Linked DNA regions of Mus musculus: all the other regions are linked to region 1. The links are chromatin loops, found by intact Hi-C in ENCODE. Cell type or tissue: heart. All regions are shown on one strand. Each heading gives the region's core, and the rest is flanking DNA. Links, peaks and the distances in the headings are about the cores only.

Region 1 (7,757 bases), core at 1,553-5,552:
TTTTCAGGATAGCCACTGAGATACTTGAAACCTTTCAAGGGTAAAATCTGACATACATAAAATCAAAATGGTCTGTAACAACCATTTGTGGTAGAAGTCATTGAAAATTTGTTTCTTGAAAGTATCTTAGGAGGTGTTGTGAGGATGGGGGAAGAAAGAAAAGGGTGGTGGAAGTGATTCCTGTGCCAGCACCAACATGACACTGCTGATTTAGTCAAAGCTCCCTTTTATGGGTTCCCAAGTTGGACTTAGAGATACAACATCGTCTGAAGCATCTGCTGTGAGAAGCACACAGGAGGGTAACGGGAGTAACTGACTGCAACACAGTTTGTATATGAATGTAACTGACCAAGAGAGAGTGGAATCCATGTGCCTTTCATAGTCAAAGTGAGATTCCATCAACTGCCTCCCAAAGAATGCAGGCAAACGTCAAGGGCAGGCAAGGAAAATATCACATTAATGAGAAACTCTAAGAAACTCGTGAAGTATTCTTGTGAATTTTCAGTCTGGGAACAAAATGTTCAAAACTGCTAACTTTCAGTCCAGCAGAAACCTCTGAAAACAGTAAAAATCATAATAACCACATTTGCTAGATTTTAGGTAACATTAACAATACACCTAAGAAATCTTAGAGTTTTGCCAAAGTTTTCTAATCATAAAAAAATGGATACAACAGGGAAGGCACTTTACTACTACTCTGTGGGGTATGTTGGCGCACACCTTTAATCCCAGCACTCAGGAGGCAGAGGCGGGTGGATTTCGGAGTTCAAGGCCAGCCTGGTCTACCAAGTGAGTTCCAGGACAGCCAGGGCTAAACAGAGAAACCCTGTCTCAAAAATTGTTCCCTCCATGACAGGTGCCTGCTCACTGAGTACTTCTCTCCTGGCACGTAAGTATACATATACACACAAGTGTACACTAGTAAATTGTATGCCACATATATAATAATTATACATATACGTGTGTGTGTATATATACACACACACATACATACATGTATAAGTATATATATATATATATATATATATATATACACATACACATACATACACGTATATGTATAAAACTAAAGAATTATTTTAACACATAACAGCTCCCCTCAGTCATCAGTCAAATGGCTCCTGGTATTTTGAAAGAAAGGGCAGGTTTACTAGGACATAGGAACCTCATTTCTTTATACCAAACCACCAATCACAGAAACTTGACATTTTATCAGGCTACAAAAGGCTTTAAAAAAAAGCCTTTATCTTCTGATGTTGGGACTTGAACACAGAAAGTCTTTCACATGTCAGCAGGTGCTAGACCACTGGGTTACACTCCCAGTTCCCAAGTGATTCACTAATAACCAATAGCTCATCAAAGCTGCTACTGCTAAATGGCTGTAATTTCCAAAATGAAATGCCCTGGTAATTTATATTACAGAACGCCAAGTATTACTTTTCTCAACTTCTGGTGGGTGTGCGGTTCTCACTTACCCCTCCGAGTTCCTTTATATCTTTTTGTAGTTTCTCACATATGGTGATAGAAGGCAAGTCAAGGTAAAATATTTTTCCCCAAAGGGGCTTATATTTGGATTTTTCCAGTCTATTATCAGCCTTCAGGGATTTCAAGGATGGTCGATTCTTTTCATTTCTGTCTTGGATGCCACCTGTGATTACAAAAGAATCAGGCAACATTTTATGCAGACAAATTTTTAATTTATTTTACAAAAAATGTTCAACAGCTTTATTGCAGAAAGGAAACATTACTAGTCATAACAAATTAAGTCATTAGAATCTAAATGTTTTCCCTAATATTACCACTTAGGATGAAGGCAAACTGTCCTGTATGGTTTCCACAAAACTCTATACTGGAGAACAAGAGCTGAATCAGCAGAAAATAGTTATTATTTACTCCTGTTCCGTGTATGAAGCAGGAATTCTATAGAGCTGTTCTGGAAAACTTACCTTCTCATGGTGTAAACGTCATGTGGGTAATTAACAGGTCGGTGAAAACCCAACACAGGTGTTTCAAATATTTAAAGCTTATTTACCTAGGTAGCCACACACACTCATCTAGAATAAACAACCTAATTCTTAGGGGTTACTAAATGCTGGCATTTTGGTTTCATAGTTTGTCTAGTACTTAAAAGAACTAGACGAGGGAGTTCATGCACTTTGTTTACATATTAAGAACCTAAGCCCACTAAGGACTATGCCATCCATCTTTTATTTTAAAAGCAGATGAGAATCAAACATCTTCTTTAAACTTTCGAAGACAACCTGCACTTTAGTACTTAGTTACTAGACACACATGCACCTCTTAGGAATTTTCCCTATAATGAAAATTTTTTATATTAAACATTGAGATTGAAATCTGCTTTTGTCTATGAGGTTGAAACACACACACATACACCTCTCCGTCTCCCTCACGAGTGACGGGAACAGTCACAAATGGGCGTGGGCGCCTCCTCCGTGGGGCCGTCGGGGACCCGCGCATTGTCTGAAGCCTGCAGCCCCGGGAATGCCGGGTCGCTCGCGGCCGAGGCGGGGAGAGCATGAGGGGCCCGGCCAGCGTCGGTCCCTCACGGAGACCAACACCGAACGCCTCGCGGGCGCCGAGAACCCACAGAAACGCAAAAGCGGCAAGAGGCCCTCCGCAGGAAGACTCTCTAGAACCCTCCGTGGAACCAGCCAGGCAGGAAACGATTAAAGGGACCGCGGCGGGGGAGGGGCTCCATACCCGGGAGAGGTGCTTTGCTGTGGATCCTCATGGTCTCGAGGTTCATGGCAGCCACCAGGCACCTACATGCTGGGTCCGCACCGGGGGCCGCATGGAACGGCCGCGAACACAAAGCTCCCAGGGCCTCCCCGGCCCCGGCTCCGGCCTCGGCCTCGGCGCCGGGCCGCGCTTGAGGGCCGGTTCCGGCGCGGAGGCTCGGAGCAGGAAGAGGCTGTAGCTCAGACCCGGGAGCCGCGGCGGTTAAAGATTTGAAAACGCGTCACGCGACCGCGGCGCCCAGACGCGCTCCCCGCCCTTCCTACGCCGGGGCCGGCCTCGCGCAGGCTCCACCTGCCCCGCCTCGCGCCCCGCGGGCCCCGCCCCCGGATGCTGACCACGCCCCCGGCGCGCCAGCCCGCGGGGCCTCAGACCCGGCTCTCCCGCGTCCTCCTCGAGTTCCGGCTCCGCTCTGCATACTTGGAGTGTGGGGCAGCCAGGGCGGTGGACGCGGTTAGCCTCGGAGGCTTCACCTCGTGGTCGACATCACCTGCTAGGCTGGCTGAGACCCGGGCCTTGCAGTCGCCTCGCCACCAGGTACTCCAGTTAACCCTGTGTGGGACGCGGGGCCGGCCCTGGGCTCCCGCCGACCTTGCAGACGGGCCGCAAAGGTCCCGGGTGGCCGCGGTGGCGGCGGGGCCGGGGTCCACCCGCCGGATCCGACTCTCGCAGCCCTTTGGGTACTTTGTTCTGTACAGACCTGTTCTTTCTCTCTGTGTGTATAATTGTCCTTTTTGTAGCAATAAAAGAGTGGAAAATGAAGTCTCAGGGTTTTTCATCTGTAAAACGGGAATACGGGATTATGGTCAAGACGAAATTCAGGCGTACGTGATTTGTTTTAATTTTGCTTTGTAAATGAGAAAATGCCTCACAAAACTTGTTTGGAGTATACTTCTGCTCTCACCCATACAGACGTTATGCTTTGTACTGTTCTGCATTTCTTAACTCCTGGCTATAATAGACACTCCTTATAGTATTGATTTTTGATGGAGTACCCTCAAGACAGTCAGTACAAATAAGTATATTCAGGCACAGACAGGTGAATTGTGAGACTATTCGCCAAAGACAACATCAAGTTGGATTAGCATTGCTAAAAGAAATGATTTTGTTTTAAACAGGTTATGGACGGAGGCTGGAGCGACAGTCATCGAACTGTCTATCTGTATTAAACTGCTTTAGACAGTCGGAGCTAATTTGTAATCTCAAGAAATGTCCGGAGGAGGGAGCCAGAAAGGGAAATATGTTGAGACATTGTACTGATGAATTTGAATTAATATACATGTGCTTAACAGACCTTGAGAAGGAGGAGCAAACATTTTTTAAAAATGAGGAGAGGATTCAATTTTCAAAGCGTAAACTACGGAAAGGAAACAGAATTTCCATGTTTGTAAACTGGTTCAAATGTTTGAGAAGCACTAATACAGAGTAGAATTAAAGCCACGAGGGAAGGGGGAATGCCTTGGAGTAGAGCTTGTGAGATGAAGTGGAGAGTCAGGGGATGAGGCAGTGCGAGTGAGGAGAGGGAGAGCAAGCTGAGTTGGAAGAGACTGGGAACAAATCTTAATAATGGTGGGGAGGAATGGAATTTTTTTACAGAATTGGTGGTCCCAGCTTCCCAGCTAATCTAGGAATTGGATAATTCCGAGGCTCCGATTTAGTCTGTGAAGAGAGTACTGGTTCTTAGCTGTTAGGGGGACTAAGGGGAATGCGCTTGGAAGCAGTAAGCCTGGAACTGAAAAATTCTAATTACTGTCATGTTGATGACTTGACTCAGCTTCGTCCCCAACCGAGTTCAAACCGGTTAAAACCTGAACTATAGGCATCTGTGGTGGCTTGGGAGGTGCCACCCACTTCCTTAAGAGTAGTTAGAATGATAATAGAGGTAATTACAATTTGAGTGGTAATCTAGCTAAGTAATAGATAACCTGTGGACCTGACCTCTATGGTGGAGCACACTGAAGAAAGAAATGATGGAGAGGAAGAGGTGGCCGAAGGGAAAGGGGGTTGTTTTCTTTTTCTTAATTTCTTTCTTCCTCTCTCTTCTCTCTCTCTCTCTCTTTGATGTTTTCAGAATTTGGAAAAGATGTAATCATGTTTCTTTGGAAAATAAAACTGGAAGTTGTTTTATGCTCTTGTGAAAGGTGATTTATATTTCTTCTGAGATAAGACAATCAAAGAGTTGGAACCATGTTAGACTCATTATGTGTCATGTAAGGTATAATTCCAAACTATGAATAAGCAAAACATCTACTCACCACCTAGGTACTAGTGTTTTTTTGTTTTTTTGTTTTTAGTCAACTCCTAGTACCCCATGGAACCCAAGTTTTACAGCAGCCACAGGAAGAAGAGTTTGGTTGTATGAAGACAGAAGTCTCTACACATCCTGTCAGTAATCAGGACTAAATGAATGTGGTTTATGTTCTTGTTTCTTGTTTTGAGACAGTCTCCCTTGTAGTCCAACCTAGCCTGGGGCTTACTGTCTAGCCTAGGCTGGCTTTGAATTCAGTAGAGATCCTCTTGCATCAGCCTCCCAAGTGCTGAAATTTCAGGAATGATGACCATGCCCACCCTAAAGATCTTGAAAATAGACTTTAATAGATTCCTTAAGATGTAAAGAAGGCTTTACATACAAGAATAAATGAATTGGTCCAGAGTTATAGTAAGAAACTGTATTAAGTCACTCTGTTAAAAACTAGAAAGCATTGAGCAGAATTTTGTGCATCCAACTTGTTTTTGTTTTATTTTATTTTTTGAGACATAGTCTCAGTATATAGCTCTGGCTGTCATGGTCTACATGTCATTATGTAGACCAGGCTGGCCTCAAACTCAGAGATCTGCCTACCTCTGCCTCCCAAGTTCTTGGATGAAAGCTCGAAGTCAACTTGTGGTCCATAAACTAAATGCATCCTAGGATAGCTATGAATGCCCAGCACATTTGTAGACGGCAACATGATGTAATGGTGTCAAAAGTTTGGACATCCCTGGAACTAAGTGAACATTTATTTGGCTGAGTCAAGAGAACTTAATTCAGTTAGTACTGGCCTAGCCTTAAAGCAATTTTATGACCCTTGGACAAGTTCTAAGAGTGTGTGTTTTTGTGTTTGTGTGCATGTGTACACGTGTGTATTCTAGACACTGAACCAGGTACTTTGTGCTTTACACTGAGTTGTATTCCCCTTTGCTCTGTAATTTCCTTGTCTGATAATGAAGTTACTATCTGTGCAGTCTGCCTCACCATTTTTGTGATTATCAAAGGAGGCCTCATTAGCTTTCTCACATCATGTCAAACATAACCAAATGCACATTTTATATTCTTGCATTTAGATGACGAATACTTTTCTAATAACGCTCTCCTGTTTTACTTCTTCCATTTAAGCCTTTCTTGCCAAAAGGTGTTTTCTTTCTTTCCTATTCATAGTAAGCCTAACTTAGACCCAGTGTTTATCTACTGCTCATTTGAGGCCTGTAATAATAATTTTAGACTTAGCTGCCAACTGTTAATGCGTATGTAACGTTGTGGTAGAAGCATTTAAGGGAGCAGAGGGTACAGCTCATGACGTCCAGGAAGCAGAGCACAGGGAGGGGACAAGACCGTAAGGTTAAAGAGAGTTTGTGAACATCAGAGTGACATGCTGCCAGTGAAAGTGTACATTAGTCTGTCGGTCTAGAAAGGAAGTTTGTATCAAAATGTGTTTGTGAGAGACAGAGTCTTGCTGTGAAGTTCAGACTGGTTTGGACCTTCCACCCTTCCTTATCTGCTCCTGATTGCAGGTGCTCACCCCCACAGCAGGCTTTGTAGTAAGGGGGTTTTGTTTGTTTAACGCTTGCTTGGTTTTGAATTCTTTGAGACTGGGTCTCCCTGGGTTTTCTGGCTGTCTTGGAAGTCAAAATGTAGACCAGGCTGGCCCTAAACTCAAAGAGATTCTCCTGTCTCTGCTTCCCAGGTGCTGGGGTTAGAGGAAGGTGTCACCACACCCTTCTCTGTATTTTTAATAGTATAGCCTTAGTTTACACTTAGGTAAGTGTAGGAAGACTACAAAAAGATACATGAATTGGATATTATATCATCATGGTTTCCCACTGAGAATTTGAAAACCTAAGTATAAGAGATTGCTTAAGCATAATTATATACTATTCTGCAAGTGCTAAAAATGACATAAACATTTATCACAGTGTTTGTTTACATGTATAGCAGAGTACTAAACATAGATAGTATTTACTGTTTTTATAAAACAGCATATGTACATATATCAATATCTATGTGTTTGTATATGTATATATGACTTCCAAAAGTAATAATATTGCCTGTCTCATTAAGTTTTGTAAAGATACTGATTAAGGTTGTGTGCTTTTATTATATAACTATGCAACAATTATTGGCATGCAATAAAAATTGTGCTATATTTAATGGTAGTCTGTTCCAGAGTAGAGAAGATATCTAAGCAATGTTTATCTGCAAGTATCACTTAGCTGCTTTTGTTCTGGCTCTCGGTCAGAGGATGTTTCTGTACCTGTTGGTTACCTGTCCTGTAGACATGATGTTACTCGTACAGCTTAACCAAGCACATTCTTATCAGAGGCTATATGCTACTAGTGCCAATTGCACACTGGCTTCCATTTATAACTTACTTTTGGCAGTGATAAAAACCTGTGTTTTGATATAATTTTATTCTGTTCTATTTTGTTTGTTTAGTGCTGAGGATCAAACCCAAATGTTGGGCATGTTAGGCAAGCACTCCTGATTATTGTTCTTATAACTTAACAGGTAATTTTGAAGGCATTTGTCATTCAACTTTATTACATATATGCATAGATGTATTATATGTATACATATATATATGTGTATATATACACACACGCATATGTTATCTTAATTTTTGCTTTAATGGATTTTTTTTCAACCAGTTAAAAAGTATGGAGCCTGAAACTGAAGGGCCGCCACCAACAATCCCAGTGACTCCTCTTCAGCAAATGATTGCCTCCTGTACTGGAGCTGTACT
Region 2 (7,757 bases), core at 1,889-5,888, 740 kb after region 1:
ACACATTAATAAGACACATTTCTTTGACATAAAACACCTTACAGTGAGGGAAGGGTTAGATTAAATGCCGCTGTTAGAAGAAAATGGCCTCACTGTTGGTATAGCCAAAAATGGTGTTTTAAAAGGTATGACGTAAAAAGTGTATATAGGACCTGCCACGATACTTGTTCTTGACAACTTCTTTCTGGAATTTAATTATGGAGTGGGCTATCTTTCCACAAACTAGAAAAAAGGCAGACACAATAAATAGATTCCTTTTATTGAAGTTGAACCAATTTACCCTTATGGTATCAAAGCAAACAAACTAATTTTTATTAATTTTGATTACAAGAATTCTCTGCACAAAGCAAAATTACCATCAAGACAAATGTAGAAATGATACAAAAGGCATTAAACTCCACATGTCTCTGTACTTCACTGAGATAACATTTGGCTCTAGGTTTATTTATGTACCACCTTAGTTGAAACTGTGTCTCATTTAAGCATACAAATTACTAATCCTTTCAAGAGGAGTTATGGCAAGAAGAGAATGTACTCAATTAGTAAAATGAGAACTCCCGGCTTGAGAGAACATTAGCATAGTCTCTACAAACACTGGAGGTTGGTTGTGTGGAGAGATGGCTAAGATGATCACTACAGAATCCTCCTTAATCTGGATGCTCTTCTAAAGTCTTGGTATGTTTGCAACTGACAGATATAAACTTACAGAAAGTCTCCCAGTTCCTCAATACTTTCCAAAAACACTTGGCTCTCGCCTTAACCTAATGTTTACAGCCAGGCTGTACATACTTAGTTGGGTTGCGTGTTTCTTATTAAGCATGTATCCTCATCGATGCTAATATAAACTACTGCAAATCAAGAGACTAAGATGAAAACTGTGGAGTTTTACGACAATATTCCATCTTTGAAGAGACTGAACTTTTGCTAGTTCTTTCAGCCAAGCTACTAACATGCTCAAGAACATTTAATACTATGTACTTAGCCACTATCCTTCTGTGTGCTCAGCCTGTTTAAGTTTAATCCTCCTTTATGATAACAATGTAGTCAACCGGGCTGGTGAGATGGCTCAGCGGGTAAGAGCACTGACTGCTCTTCCAAAGGTCCTGAGTTCAAATCCCAGCAACATGGTGGCTCACAACCATCCTCAACGAGATCCGATGACTTCTTCTAGTGTGTCTGAAGACAGCTACAGTGTACTCACATATAACAATAAATGAATCTTTAAAAACAACAAAAATACCAAAAAAATGTAGCCAACCTTATAATGCTGTGGATTTCCCACGTATGTTGGAATTAGCTATTCCAACATAAGCTGAATGCATAATTTTAATCATATTATGTATTTGTCCATGGTCCTGACCCAGAATAATTTGTGAATATTCTGATCATCATTGCTGAAAGCAACCAACAGGTTGAAAGCAACCCCAAATAAAACATATTTACTATAAATATTGAATGCTAAATATGGATATAGTTTGATAACATGGTTTAGTTCTTTCCCAAACATTTTCTGTGCTATTTAATAAATGCAAAGCAAGGCCTTTGTTTGGGACAGACACAGAATGATATAGGCAAGCACAACTTGAAAGAGAGAAAGAAAGGAAGAAAAGACCAACCAGAGGACACTAGTAACTATTTTCCAGATACACTCTATTTCCAACCTCAAACCTTAAGACTAAAACTGATTTCCTCCTTCGAAAAGTTAAAACCTGAATACTTGGAAAAAAGTGTATTTTGTATGTATCCCCCAAACTGCTAAACATACAGATATGACAAGAAAATGGTAACAATACCAGGTGTCTCCCTCAACTGAAAGAGTCAGTGGACCAGGCAGGTTTCTAGATCATCCCCCTGAACAACAGTTTGGGTAAGACTATCATAATCTAAAGTAATGAAGAAACGTTAGCTTACTTGATGGTACTCAAAAGCACCAGGGAAAGACAGTAGTGGGATAAAAGCATAAAATAATAAATAATATTCTTCATATAGATAGGAGTGTTTTTTCACGTCTGTGGAGAATATCATTAGTCTCTCACTGACCTGGTACACTCAACATAACAATCTTTGAAATGGATTTTAAGTTTGTCTAAGTTTAACCAAATATACAAAATTGTATCACTATTCTACCACAGTAAAAAGCTAGTAATATTTTGTTATTATAGTTGTTTTAAATGTTATAGTAAATTACTCGAATTATTAAGGTAAATTTAAGACTGGCCTAAAGAAATTTGCAGTACCAGAAATAGAAAATCTATAAGGAAAATAGCCTTTGATGTTTGTAAAACTTTCAATATAATCAAAGGTCTTTTCTTTCTTAATTTACAGCCTAAAAGCCACAAAAGTTATTTACAACACGAAAATATAGCTCTAATTAATAAAAGTCAGTACATCTAGCTTAAGACATAACACATCACAAACAGTACTGAAATGCATTTTTCTTTGGAGGTTGTCCCAAAGGAAGTCTAGCTGTCAGAAAGAGGTACAAGGGCTGACAAAAGCAATCACGGGCTATCACTCTTTCTTTAGCTACACCGAAGTCTTTAACTATAAAAACATATGCTGTATCACTGAACAGCACAGGATGGCACTGGACCACTTCTTTCGGAGTAAAACTCGTTAAGGTTGCGGGGAGATTCTCAAAAAAAAAAAAAAAAAAAAAAAAAAAAGTTCTTGCTAGAGGGCCAAAGAGGGTTTTGAAACGCTAAAGGTCTGCTCCGCACGATCCTGACAATTACTAGTTGGCTGGGCCAGGACTCTCCCCGCACCCCAGGCCACGTCCCGCGCGGTCTCTAAAGAGAAAGTCCGACTGGCAACCATGACTTCCTTCGCTGAGTCCAACCGGCGAGGGGCTCACGGGCCAAACGAGCCGAGGAGAAATGGTGGGCTTGGGACGACCCCCGCCCCCACTGCCCTGCCCACCCCACCCACGCAGCCGAGGGGGCTCAGTGCACCCCAGCCAAGCCAGGCTGGCAGCTCCGCCGCCCAGCACGCACACGCCCGCGGGGCCCCCGGCGCCGTCCTCCGCGACTCGGGCCCACCCCCAGGGGTCCCGGCGCCATTTAGTTCCTCCAGCCCGCCGCCATTTTCCGCCCCCACCGGCTCGCCGCTGCGCCCCAGGGATCGCTCGGGAGTTCCAGCCGCCAGCGGCCGCTTGAGCCGGCGACGGAGACCGCGGGCGCGGCGTGCGGGGCCTGCCGCGGCGGCTAAGCGAAGCCCGGACTCCGACCCCGCCCGCGGCACCCAGCCGGCGACAGCCAAGGCCCGCGAAGGGGCCGGCTCGGCCGCACTGGGCGGAGCGGCTGCGGCGGAGGCCCGGACCTGAAGGTTCCATCGCACTTACTTCCTGTTTTGGGTCCGGGCACTTTGGAAGAACCAGGATGGAGGCTCCAAAAAATACCAGGATGGAGGAAGCAGCCGCGGGAGAGAGTGGCTGCAGCTGGGGTGAGCGAGCGCAACCAGCCACCGGAAACGGAGCCGCGAGGCCGCGCCCCGCCCCCGCCCTCCCAGCACCCCCCCTGCGGCCCGCCTCTCCTGGGGGGCGGGCCCGCGCGCCACCCCCGACGTCACTTCCGTCTGCGTCGGCAAGCTGATGGGTTGCTGCGGAATCGAGCGCCATTCTCAGCGAGCGATAGGGTCGGACGGTCGCCGTCGAGCTGTGGCGGGTGATAGACGTAAAGGAGGGTCTTTCCCTTGGCAGGCGTCTGCACCATCTGTCTTTTAGTTTCCGCAATCTCCGAAGCGAAGAGGGAGCGGTGTGTCTCTATAATTCTTGTGAAAGGTGACCTCCGTGAGTGTGACCTCGCTTTTAGGAGACTACAGTTCTTTATGCATTTAAAGTTCAGTGCTGGTAGCTATGCCGAGTGCAGCTCTATTTTCTGGATTCTTAGAGATGAACAAAATAGAAGCCCTGTTCCCATGCCAATCTTTAAGAATCAGGTTCATACATGAATAGATGCATTTTGACCATATTTACTCCTTCCTATCCACTCCAACTCCTCCCCGTGTTTTCCCTGACATGCCCCCGACTCAAATTCATGTCCTATTGTAGGGGTGTATTTCTGGGTACACACATGTAGCCCAGATGTACTTCAGTGTAGGGCTGCGCCCCGCTTGGACGTGGGAAAACAATCTGATCTCTTCAGGAAGGAAGTTGACTCTTCCTCAGCAGTCTTGACTGCTTGTAGCTCCCTAGCCAGAGATGGAACCTTGTTCGCCATCCATGCTGGAATGTGGAGTGGAGTGGTGGTATGCATGGGACCACAGCTGCTGAGTGGTGGGTGTTAAAACAGAAGTCTTCCCATTCCCCTGACTCTTTCAAGTTTTCTGCCCCCCATCTTCAGCAACGCTCCTATACCTTTGGTGTAAGGATTGCATTATAAAAACCCACTTAGGGATAGGCATTCTACAGTCACTTAACTGCACACTGGTCAGATGTGGTTTTCTGCCATAAACACTGCTACAAAAAGTGCAGACTCTATGATGAGAACATCAAAAAAGTTGCCTTTTGCCCCATGCTGGGCACAATTGTTCGAACCTATTAATTTCAGCAGAGAAGAGGTTGAGGCAGAAAGAAGACTGGATTTTGAGGCAGTGTTGGCTACATAGAACACATCTCAACCAAACCAAACCAACCCAAAAGTTCTAAGATACACAATTCTGAGCATTGGGGTTCCTATTGGTGTTGCTTTTATGATTCAGCAGATACACGTTATACTTTGCTTTCCTTTCACTACTAGTGATACACAAAGTCCCATTCCTAATCAAGAAGCTGTTTGCAAATGGTAGATCTGGGGAAAGGGAAAATCATTTTTTCCCCCCAGGGGAGTGAAATTAGATGTATCAGGCATACTCTTAAATCAAGCAAGGTTCATAGGAGTTGATGGCCAATGCAATTTGGAATCACAAGTTTTTTACAGCAGCTTTATTCACATTTGCCAAAACATGCAACCAACCAAGAGGCTAACCAGGAGGTGAATGAATAAACAAGCAGGCACATCTATTCAACAGAACTTTATTTGGCACTAAAGTAGTGAAGAATTAAAATATATGTTACGTAGTAAAGAAAAATCATCCAAAAATTGATGTATGCTAAGACTATGCCATTCTGATTGTCTTATTTTTCTACTGTTATGAAGAGACACCATGGTGAAGGCATTTTACAGAAGAAAGTTTTAATTGGGGCTTGCTTACAGTTTTAAATGATGAGTTTATAATCATCACGGACGGAGGGGAGCATGGCTGCAGGCAGGTAGGAATGGGGCTTGAACAGTCCTTGAGAGCTTACATTCTTAATTGCCGAGCCATTTGGGTATGTGTAGGCTTCTGAAAGCTCAAAGTCTGCACCCAGTGGCATGCCATTTCCAACAAGGCCACACCTAATCCTTCCCAAAGAATTTCACCAACCAGAGACCAGACATTCAAACATGTTAGCCTGCAGGGGCCATTCTCATTCAATCTGCCAGTGGTGATATTCTGTAAAGGGCATTGCTATGGAGACAGTAAAATTAGTGCATCCAGGGGTGGAGAAAATGAATAATGTGCGGGGGTTCCTATAGCATCAAGGGCTCTGTGTGCTGCTGAAATAGCATGCCTTTATAGTTGCAGCAAAACCCACAGGTCTGATAGATAAAATAGAATGAACTCTAACATAAACTATATCTTCTGTATTAATGGTGTGTCAGTATAGGTTCATTCGTTATAACAAATGCCCACTCTTGATTGTGTGTGTGTGTGTGGGAAGCCGTGAGGTATGTAGGAATTTTCTCTACTTCCTGCTTAATTTTGTGAATGTTAAAAAAAGTCTTTGTTAAAAAATGCTAAGAAAGGGCTAAATAACCCTGAACTTGAATAATGTAAGTCAACATTCTCTGTGTTCCTGTGTGTTGTTCATATGTGTTAAACTCATGTAATCAAATACTTAATTGAAGGTTCTACAAGTGAGTAACATTTTACTCAGGAACCAAATGCAGTTGTAGAGTGTGTCCAGGTCACACAAGCAAGGGGTACACTCAAAATTGTAGCCTACTCACCCTGCTCTATTTCAAAAATATACTTTGGCAAGTGTCACCTCATGATGAAAACAAAACATAGCCAGGAGCTGGAGAGATGGCTTAGTGGTTAAGATTACTGACTGCTCTTAATATATATATATATATATATATATATATATTTATAAATATCTTCACTAAGCCAAAGTAGTAGTCACACTTAAATTTCAGACTTCCAGCTTATTCTTATCCACAGAATCTTAGGTAAGCTTGCACTCTACTGACATACAAGATACGGAGGGAGACGTATGGAGGACAGGGTATAGAGCTTCCATGCCATCTTTAGATGTGTCACATTCCGAAAGTGTATATATCTTAAGATATCCAGAAGCGATTCAGAACCCTACCCTGGGTTTATGGAGGCCATATTCAAATGTGTGATTGTGCAAAAGGGTATGATCAGAGGCTAAAACTCTTGAGTCAGAAAATCTAGCAAGGCTTGTAGATTTAGTTCTTTTTGTTTCTTTTTTTTTAATATGCAAAAATTTATTTGACCAAGATGTAGAAAAAGTGATACTATTATGTATGATACAATAGCAAGAACGTAAAGAACAGAGTATATTTTATCAATTGCACAGTTTGCTCAAAGTTCATCTCCCTGGTAGTGTGATGCTTAATAAATAGGAGTGAGGCGCAGGGTTCAGATAAGCTAGAAGCAGGGTGACTTTCAGTCGGGACTGTAAACTTGAGTTGGCCCCGCACTGCTGGGGAACGTGGAATGTTAGAGTGTGAGATGTTAACTGAGAAAGGAAAACTACAAAGCCAAAAAAGGAAAAAAAAAAAAAAAGTGCAGCCTACAGAGCACCTCACATCCAATTCAATCCGGAGGTCTTGGTCTTTTATTAGTGTCATTCCCGAAGGAATTCAAGTCTTGGCAAAGTCAAGCTTCCATTTGTTGTTCCCGGAACAATGGAGATGAAGTTAAGCCAATTTCTTTTTCCTTCAGTACTTTGCTGCTGGAAAGACCTTTTGTTGCCCAACACTTGGTAATACAACAATGCTCAATGTATTGAAGGCTACTAACCTTCGCTGTGTAGCTCTGGCTGAAAAGGGTTGGACTCTGCCATAGTCCCTGCTGGGCATATCACTAGACCACCGCAGAAAAGTCCAGGAACAAGACGCTTGCTCCTCAGCCGGGCGTGGAGGTGCACGCCTTTAATCCCAGCACTTGGAAGGCAGAGGTAGGCGGATTTCTGAGTTCGAGGCCAGCCTGGTCTACAGAGTGAGCTATAGGACAGCCAGAGCTATAAAGAGAAACCCTGTCTCGAAAAACCAAAAAAAGACACTTGCTCCTCAGAGAACAATTTTGGAGCTACTGGAAGATGTAACATGGAACAGCACTAAAGCTCAGTCAGAAGGCACATGGGCAACAGTGATCACCCCAGGATTCTCGCTTGGAATGCTTAAAGGACAGTCTGTTCTGCACGGGGGAGTGTGGAGCAGACTCAGTATGATCAGGCTAGTCTAGTTGTGCTTTATAACTTCCCATAGGAGACTGTTAATTTTCGCTGTGGGTGGAAAATTTCTGCATGTTTTCTTGTGACAACCCCTAGCCTCACAAAACTTCCCCAACAGCAGCCAGCTATGATTAGATACTTGAGCCTGTGCTTCAAAGTGTGGGGCTGACTACTTCCCAAGAACCAAATGCCCTCAGCCGTAAGCAACTATGCTCAGTGTGAAATTCCCTGCCTATCTTAGGAATAAATGCAA
Region 3 (7,757 bases), core at 1,889-5,888, 200 kb after region 1:
AAATACTATCTTGACCTATAAAAATGATGTTTCATGTTATTAAAGTATTTTAATTATAAAAATCACCATTTGTCTCTATCCTGGTTAATCTATTGTGTATTTCTTAAATCACCCTTGTCCTTTTTTTTTATCCACAAGCCAGGAAAATTGATTTTGCATAAAAAGTTCCTTTAAAATACAGTCTTAGAGTTTCTACTGCTGCAATAAAACACCATGACCAAAAAGCAAGATGGAGAGGAAAGGGCTTATTTGGCTTATACTTCCAGATCACTGTTTATCAGCAAAGGAAGTCTGGACAGGAACTCAAAAAGGGCAGCAACCTGGATGCAGGAGCTGAAGTAGAGGTCCTGGAAGGTGGGCTGCTTACTGACTTGCTCCTCATGGCTTGCTTTCTTGTAGAACCCAGAAGCACCTGCCCAGAAATTGTACCATCCATAATGGGGGATTGGAGGAGGGGGAGGCTCCTGCATCAATCACTAATTAAGAAAATGCTAGGGCCAGGAAGCCGGAGTGGGTGGGTTGGGGAGCAGGGTGGGAGAGGGTATAGGGGACTTTTAGGATAGCATTTGAATTGTAAATGAAGAAAATATCTAATAAAAATTGTTTAAATAAAAAATTAAAAAAGAAATATATAAAAAATCAGCCAAATCTAAAAAAAAAAAAAAAACAAGAAAGAAAAGAAAATGTCTACAGCTGGATCTTATGGAGGAAAATGTCTACAGCTGGATCTTATGGAGATATTTTCTCAAATGAGGATTTCACCTTTCTGATGACTCTAGCTGTGTAGCTGTGTCACGCTGACACAAAACTAGCCAGCAGACTATTGACTTAAAAGTTTGACAAAAGTTGTTTTAAAATGTTAAATATGAATATTTTAGAATTTTATATACTATTATAAACTGAAAGATAAATTAAATTTTAATTGTATTTGCCAATAAAACTAAGGCCAAAGAAATACACAGGCTTAAAAAGATATCAACTTGAGCTGTAGAGATGGTTCAGTGATTAAGAGTGCTGGCTGCTCTTCTGGAGGACTCATGTTTGTTTCCAGAACCCATGTGGCAGCTCACAACTATTTGTAACTCCAGTTCCAGGGCATCTGACACCTCTTCTGGTCTGGCCTCAGAGAGCAATTTACATACATAGAGCACAGTCATACATGTAAGCAAAACACTCATATACAATATAAAAATATTTGAAAAATGCATAAGCTTAATAACAACAGAAAAAAAATGACAAACATCTGAATTTATGTGGATAAAAAAATGTAGGTTAAAAAAGTCCAAAGGGCAGGCCCAGTATAAAGCACATGGCTCCGGAGGCTGAAACAGGAAGATCTCAGTGAATTTGAGGCAAGCCTAATCTACATAGCAAGTTTCATGCCAGTTAAGGTTACACAGCAAGGCCATGTACAGAAAAGGACGGGAGAATATGGAAAACTATATCTCAATTTTTCAAAGTTCTAAATAATGAAAAATATGTACACAAAATAGGGTAGCTAAAATCAGTGTATAAATTTTGGAGTTGTGTGTGAAAATTTAGAGTTCTCAAATAACCTATTTCCTCTCCAGTACAACCTATGAAAAAATAAACTAAATATTTATTTGGTAAGTATTATACAGTGGTTTTAGTCTACAATATATAAGAGTTCTCTGTAAAAAATTGAATTACACATACACACACAATCATAATGAACCCAAAATCAATTTAGTTCTTTTCCTGACTATCTTAAAGCCTAATTCCAAAATTCAAAACAGTAAAAAATATTGTACTTGTATATGTCATTAAATATACAGAATTGTATAGTTTTATGATATAGCACTGAAACTATATCTAACTTTTTAAGGGAAAAAACTTTACTGTGCAAGTATAAGAAATTATATGTAGTGGTTGGCAGTTTTGTTTGTTCTAGTTTTATAAATTCCCGTTTTTCCAGGACATCAATAAAGAATCACAAAATGGGACCACAATTCAAATGTTTGTTTAGAGAAAAATGCATGTGCCTCACCTATCTGCTACAAATATTTTTCTACCATTATCACCGTGCTCATATTTGGAAACATTAAAAACCAAATATGATCAAATGATGCTTGATGGCTATCATTCATTTTAAGTCCATTATTTGAAATTCCTAGAAATCTAGTCCAACATTATTGTATAGCTGACAAAACAATGAAGATAATGAGGAGATGGTACTAAGACACTAACTAATGACAACATTTGTTATGAGCTCGTTACATTTCCACTAGATCAACTTGGTCCACCTTCCAATGTTAAACCATCGGGAAGTTTGAGTCCGCTGAAGCTCTGATGCAGCATAAATGATTCAAGAAGCACAGGTTAGGCTGGAACCTGCTTTGAAACTCATTTCTTTAAAAAAATAATTTTAATATCTTTAAAAGATAAGACTACCCAACTAGCTTATTTTTCTATGAATCTAACATAGAAATTTGCCTCAATTTAAAACAATGTAATAAAGCCCATCTGTCCCAAAAGCTTGTATTCTACACAGCACAAATGATAAATATAGTCTATATTACTTTACCACTTACAATGCAAACTGTGAGCAAAGCTCTTCCTGAAAGATGAGCATTCATTAGAATCCAACTTTTTAAAAGTTGCTTAAATACTGAATGTCATTCCTACTACAGATATCTGCAATCTGCTTAAGATGCTAGCCACGATTTTACATAAGGAAAAAAAAAAATAGACATAAGCCAGAGAGGCAGGAAAGGTTTCATCATTTACCTGATAACAAGAGAATTATCAGTAGTTGATGATTAACCAGTATGATGGAACAAAATCATTTTTAACAGAGCGTATTGGCTCTGAGTAGTTACTAAGAGATGGATGCCTAGAATATTATAAGACTTAAAGAAAATTTATCAGCTTGTTCAAAATCAGTTTTTTTCTGAATTCTTGATTTATAGATAGTGATGATCTATTTCTATAATTCCTGGAGGAAGGGCTACATTTACAACCAGGAAGCACTTAAATAAATGCCCAAAAGGACTGACCAGGAGTCTTCCACAATTGCACAAGCACTGTAGTTGACAAGACTTAGATACCCAATACAGATAAGGGCCGAGGGAGAGGAGTGAAAATGCGTACGCCAACAAGCGACAGCAAGAGAACGCACAGGGATTTGGGGACATCTCAGTAACTACTACAGCAGCTGGATGCTGCTCTTCCTCCGCCCTCTTCTCCTCAGACGCAAGCTGGCCGGTTCCAAACGGTTCCTCCCCGGCTCCGCCCCGGCCCTCCCCGGGCAGCCTCCAAGCGAGGACCCTGAGACGCGAGGGCTAGCCCACGGCCTCGCGGGGAGAGGCTCCCGCCCCTCTGCAGGGCCCCGCTGGCCCGCGGACACGCGCGGCACGGGCCGCAGCGCCGAGCCCCAGCACCTCCCTCAGCCCGGCGCCCGCAGCCCCGCACCTGCACACGGTGATCAGGTTCCTCCTCTCCACCGCAGCGTTGCGGGCGCTCAGGCTCTTCTTGCCGCCGCCGCCGCCGCCGCCGCCGCGGCTCCCGCTCAGGCCCCCCAGGCTCCGGGAGGCCATGGCGGGCTCACCTCCGCGCCCCCTTTGTCTCCAGCGGTCCCGCAAGCCTCGCACACCTGTGTCCCCCGGCCTTCTCTCAACGATGGCAGCCCGCCGGGCGGGAGAGAGGCGAGGAAGGAGGCGCGGAGTAGGCAGGGTGTGGAAGGCAGTCAGTCGGGCACCGGTACCCAGGCTCCACGCGCGCGTGCACACACACTCACACACGCTCTCTCACACATACACACGCGCTCACTCACACGCACGCACGAGCCACCTCCACCCTCGCTCGCGCGCGCGCGCGCCGCCGCCGCCGTCCACGAGAGAAGCGCGCGCGGGCGGGCGGGCGGGAGGGCGGGCTCCGAGTCTCCAGGGACGCCGCACCAGCGCCCGGGCGAGCCTGTCACCCCGCAGGCCTAACCGCACGTCATTCTTCCAGCAGGGCGGAGCCGCTGAGGTGAAGCCCCCCTCCCCACGCCTGTCTCACTCAGCCCCCGCCCCCTGCACCTATGGGAACAAGGCCGCTACGGAGAGAGCCAATGACGAGAGGTGGGGGCGGGACCCGCCCCAGGAGCTTTTAAAGAGGCTCGCTTAAGCCCCGCCCTGGCGCGTGGGCCTCTGTCAGAACGCGGGTCGGCTCGTGCAGCACCTTGGTGAGCCCGGCGAGGCAGCCTTGGCTTGGAAAGCCGGCTTTGCTGTGCCTACTCCACGGTGACTGTGGTCCATAGTCACCCTGACAAGGCTAAGTTCATGGCAGATTCCTGGTCCTGAGGCTTCAGTAGCCTCAGCAGGAGAATGCCATAGTTGGGTGGGGTGGGAAGTGGGGGTTACCTAGAATAGAAGAAGAGTTCCATTTGTCCCAAACGCCCCCTTTGAACCTGACAAACAACGACACAGTGGCATCAGGGAGTGCGCCCATGGCATTTCTCTTCCCGTGAATCTGGTCAGAATTCACCTCATCTTACTCAGTGTCCAGCACAGCCTTGAAACCACATTGACCATAGAAAAACGAGTGTAGTGGGGATGTCCAGTCTTGGGTTCTGTGCAGTGAGATCTGAACTGAATTGCAGCTCGTGAGCCATGGAGGAGGTTTGTCAAGGGCAGAGGGAAATCCTGCCTTGGAGTCCCAATAAGCCCCTTGGGAGGACCACTTTGTAGTCTCTACTTCTCTGGCTTTACCTCTGGCTTTACCTATGGGAGGCTACGGGCTTGAGACCCTGACCTCTGACATTCACCTCAGACTGCCTGTAAGTATGTCCAGACTTCAGGTTTTGTTTGTTTGTTTGTTTGTTTTTAAATTTTGAAAATCTAAAATCAGGACAAAGTCTCACCTCTACCTCTTAAATATAATTATGTTAAAATAAAAATTAATTATTAAGAAAATTTCTACAAGGGAGCTAAAACCATCCAGTGGAAAAAAAGACAGCATTTTCAACAAATGGTGCTGGCACAACTGGAGGTTATCATGTAGAAGAATGCAAATTGATCCATTCCTATCTCCTTGTACTAAGGTCAAGTCTAAGTGGATCAAGGAACTCCACATAAAACCAGAGACACTGAAACTTATAGAGGAGAAAGTGAGGGAAAGCCTCAAAGATATGCACAGGGGGAAAATTCCTGAATAGAAGAGCAATGGCTTGTGCTGTAAGATCAAGAATTGACAAATGGGACCTCATAAAATTGCAAAGCTTCTGTAAGGCAAAAGACACTGCCAATAAGACAAAAAGGCCACCAAAAGATTGGGAAAGGATCTTTACCTATCCTAAATCAGATAGGGGACTAATATTCAATATATATAAAAAACTCAAGAAGGTGGACTCCAGAAAATCAAATAACCCCATTAAAAAATGGGGCTCAGAGCTAAACAAAGAATTCTCACCTGAGGAATACCGAATGGCTGAGAAGCACCTGAAAAAAATGTTCAACATCCTTAATCATCAGGGAAATGGGAATCAAAACAACCTTGAGATTCCACCTCACACCAGTCAGAATGGCTAAGATCAAAAATTCAGGTGATAGCAGATGCTGGCGAGGATGTGGAGAAAGAGGAACACTCCTCCATTGTTGGTGGGATTGCAAGCTTGTATAACCACTCTGGAAATCAGTCTGGTGGTTCCTCAGAAAATTGGACATAGTACTACCAGAGGATCCCACAATACCTCTCCTGGCCATATATCCAGAAGATGTTCCAACTGGTAATAAGGACACATGCTCCACTATGTTCATAGCAGCCTTATTTATAATAGCCAGAAGCTGGAAAGAACCCAGATGCCCCCCAACAGAGGAATGGATACAGAAAATGTGGTACATTTACACAATGGAGTACTACTCAGCTATTAAAAACAATGAATTTATGTAATTCCTAGGCAAATGGATGGACCTGGAGGGCATCAGCCTGAGTGAGGTAACCCAATTACAAAAGAACTCACATGATATGTATTCACTGATAAGTGGATATTAGCCTAGAAACTTAGAATACCCAAGATACATTTTGCAAAACACATGAAACTCAAGAAGAACGAAGACCAAAGTGTGGACACTTCCTTCGCCCCTTCTTAGAATTGGGAACAAAACACCCATGGAAGAAGTTACAGAGACAAAGCTTGGAGCTGAGATGAAAGGATGGACCATCCACACCCGGGGGTCCATCCCATAATCAGCCACCAAACACAGACACTATTGCATAAGCTAGCAAGATTTTGCTGAAAGGACCCTGATATAGCTGTCTCTTGTGAGGCTATGCCAGTGCATGGCAAACACAGAAGTGGATGCTCACAGTCAGCTTTTGGATGGAACACAGGGCCCCCAATGGAGGAGCTAGAGAAAGTACCCAAGGAGCTGAAGGGATCTGCAACCCTATAGGTGAACAACAATATGAACTAACCAGTACCCCCAGAGCTCGTGTCTCTAGCTGCATATGTAGCAGAAGATGGCCTAGTCGGTCATCATTGGGAAGAGAGGCCCCTTGGTGTTACAAACTTTATATGACCCAGTACAGGGGAACTCCAGGGCCAAGAAGTGGGAGTGGGTGCGTAGGGGAGGGGGGTGGTATAGGGGACTTTCGGAATAGCATTTGAAATGTAAATGAAGAAAATACCTAATAAAAAATTGGAAAAAAAAAAGAAAATTTCTAGAGCAAAGGATGGTGGCATACTTCTACAACCCCAGAATTCTGATAATATAGGTAGAAGGAATACCTTGCTTTGTTTTGTGTTGTTGTGTCCAAACTATCTGACATACAGTTTGAGAAAGGAAGCGCTTATTTGGGTACATGCTTCAGAAGTTTCATGGCATGGAAGGGTTTAGGAGAGCACTGAAGCTGACTTCAAATCTGAGAGGATGTGGAGTATGGAAATCCATCAGGGATAAGACAACTAACTCCAGGACCTTCTCTCAGTGACCTGCTTCCTCCAAGTAGGTCCCACTGTCCAAAGTTTTCACAACCTTCCAAAATAAAACCACCAGGTGGGGACAAACATTTGAGGCCTGTGCCTCTGAGGAACATTTCAGATGCAAATTGAACACTAGGCCCTGTCTCAAAAAGATATAGGGAGTAGGAAGATGTCTGAAGTCAAACGGTAGGCAACCTTAGTAGATTTGGGAGGGAAGCATCTATCAAGAAGTTGAATGTGGTTACACATTTTAAAATAAAAAAGTGAGATTGCCTTCTGGCATCAAGTGCACCTTCATGTTACTTGTACTATGACCATTGGATTTCTGACTGAAGACAGGAAATTTTTCTTATCAGGCTACAACGTTAATTTTCATCACTTTTAGTGGGCTCACCTGACATGATAACTTGCTTAATGATCTTTACCACAAGAATTCATTTAACTTTGCATGGACTGTTCTCATTAAACTGCTACTTGGTGGCCTCATTTGATAAGATTTTTGCCCCCATCACTTACCTTGAGTGATATGTCCTGAGTGCTTTCCCGATTACTAATCTGGAGGAAGGAATTAAAAATCACTGATAGTTAGATGAGTTTTCACACTATTTTTAACTTCTTTTGGCAAATATTTCTATTCACTATTTGAACATTTGCACAATATGTAAATACATTAGAAGATTCTCTATAGGAGCTAACAAGATAGCTCACTCAATAAAATGTTTGAGAAGGCTTGAGTTCAACCCCCAGAACTCATTTTTAAAGCTCTGTTTAATGGCATGCTTGTAAGCTCAACACTTGAGATGTGGAAACAGATCCCTGGAGCTTATTGGCC

Evidence for each region. A loop is a pair of places that touch in the nucleus more often than their neighbours do. Peaks named below come from ENCODE experiments on the same cell type or tissue, not always from the same donor. Only the 100,000 strongest peaks of a DNase experiment are listed, where the experiment ranks them.
Region 2: it touches region 1 in a loop (13-fold over the local background); 5 of 42 quality-filtered maps call a loop at or near these places.
Region 3: a loop joins it to region 1, with 2.1 times the contacts of the local background. A loop is called at or near these places in 3 of 42 quality-filtered maps.

The regions. Positions count from the first base shown.
Region 1 is chr5:8,419,746-8,427,502 of GRCm38, forward strand. Dbf4 (DBF4 zinc finger) reads right to left here and starts at 2,971. Exons shown (of 12, transcript NM_013726.3): 1 at 2,722-2,971; 2 at 1,476-1,648. The coding sequence starts at 2,767. It overlaps Slc25a40 (solute carrier family 25, member 40), which reads left to right and starts at 3,093. Exons shown (of 12, transcript NM_178766.5): 1 at 3,093-3,294; 2 at 7,451-7,522; 3 at 7,663-7,757. The coding sequence starts at 7,672. In heart, for the core only: a CTCF peak has its summit at 3,974; a DNase peak (open chromatin) is centred at 3,056; H3K4me3 peaks cover 3,173 bases; H3K27ac peaks cover 2,240 bases.
Region 2 is chr5:9,158,274-9,166,030 of GRCm38, forward strand. It overlaps Dmtf1 (cyclin D binding myb-like transcription factor 1), which reads right to left and starts at 3,503. Exons shown (of 18, transcript NM_011806.3): 1 at 3,341-3,503. It overlaps Gm46901 (predicted gene, 46901), which reads right to left and starts at 2,637. Exons shown (of 1, transcript NR_166570.1): 1 at 244-2,637. In heart, for the core only: no CTCF peak of the experiment used is centred there; DNase peaks (open chromatin) are centred at 3,448 and 4,078; H3K4me3 peaks cover 2,629 bases; H3K27ac peaks cover 2,031 bases.
Region 3 is chr5:8,619,056-8,626,812 of GRCm38, forward strand. Rundc3b (RUN domain containing 3B) reads right to left here and starts at 3,897. Exons shown (of 11, transcript NM_001347311.1): 1 at 3,433-3,897. The coding sequence starts at 3,557. The region is part of intron 2 of Abcb1a (ATP-binding cassette, sub-family B (MDR/TAP), member 1A); the gene reads left to right. In heart, for the core only: no CTCF peak of the experiment used is centred there; DNase peaks (open chromatin) are centred at 3,266 and 4,076; H3K4me3 peaks cover 1,601 bases; H3K27ac peaks cover 1,022 bases.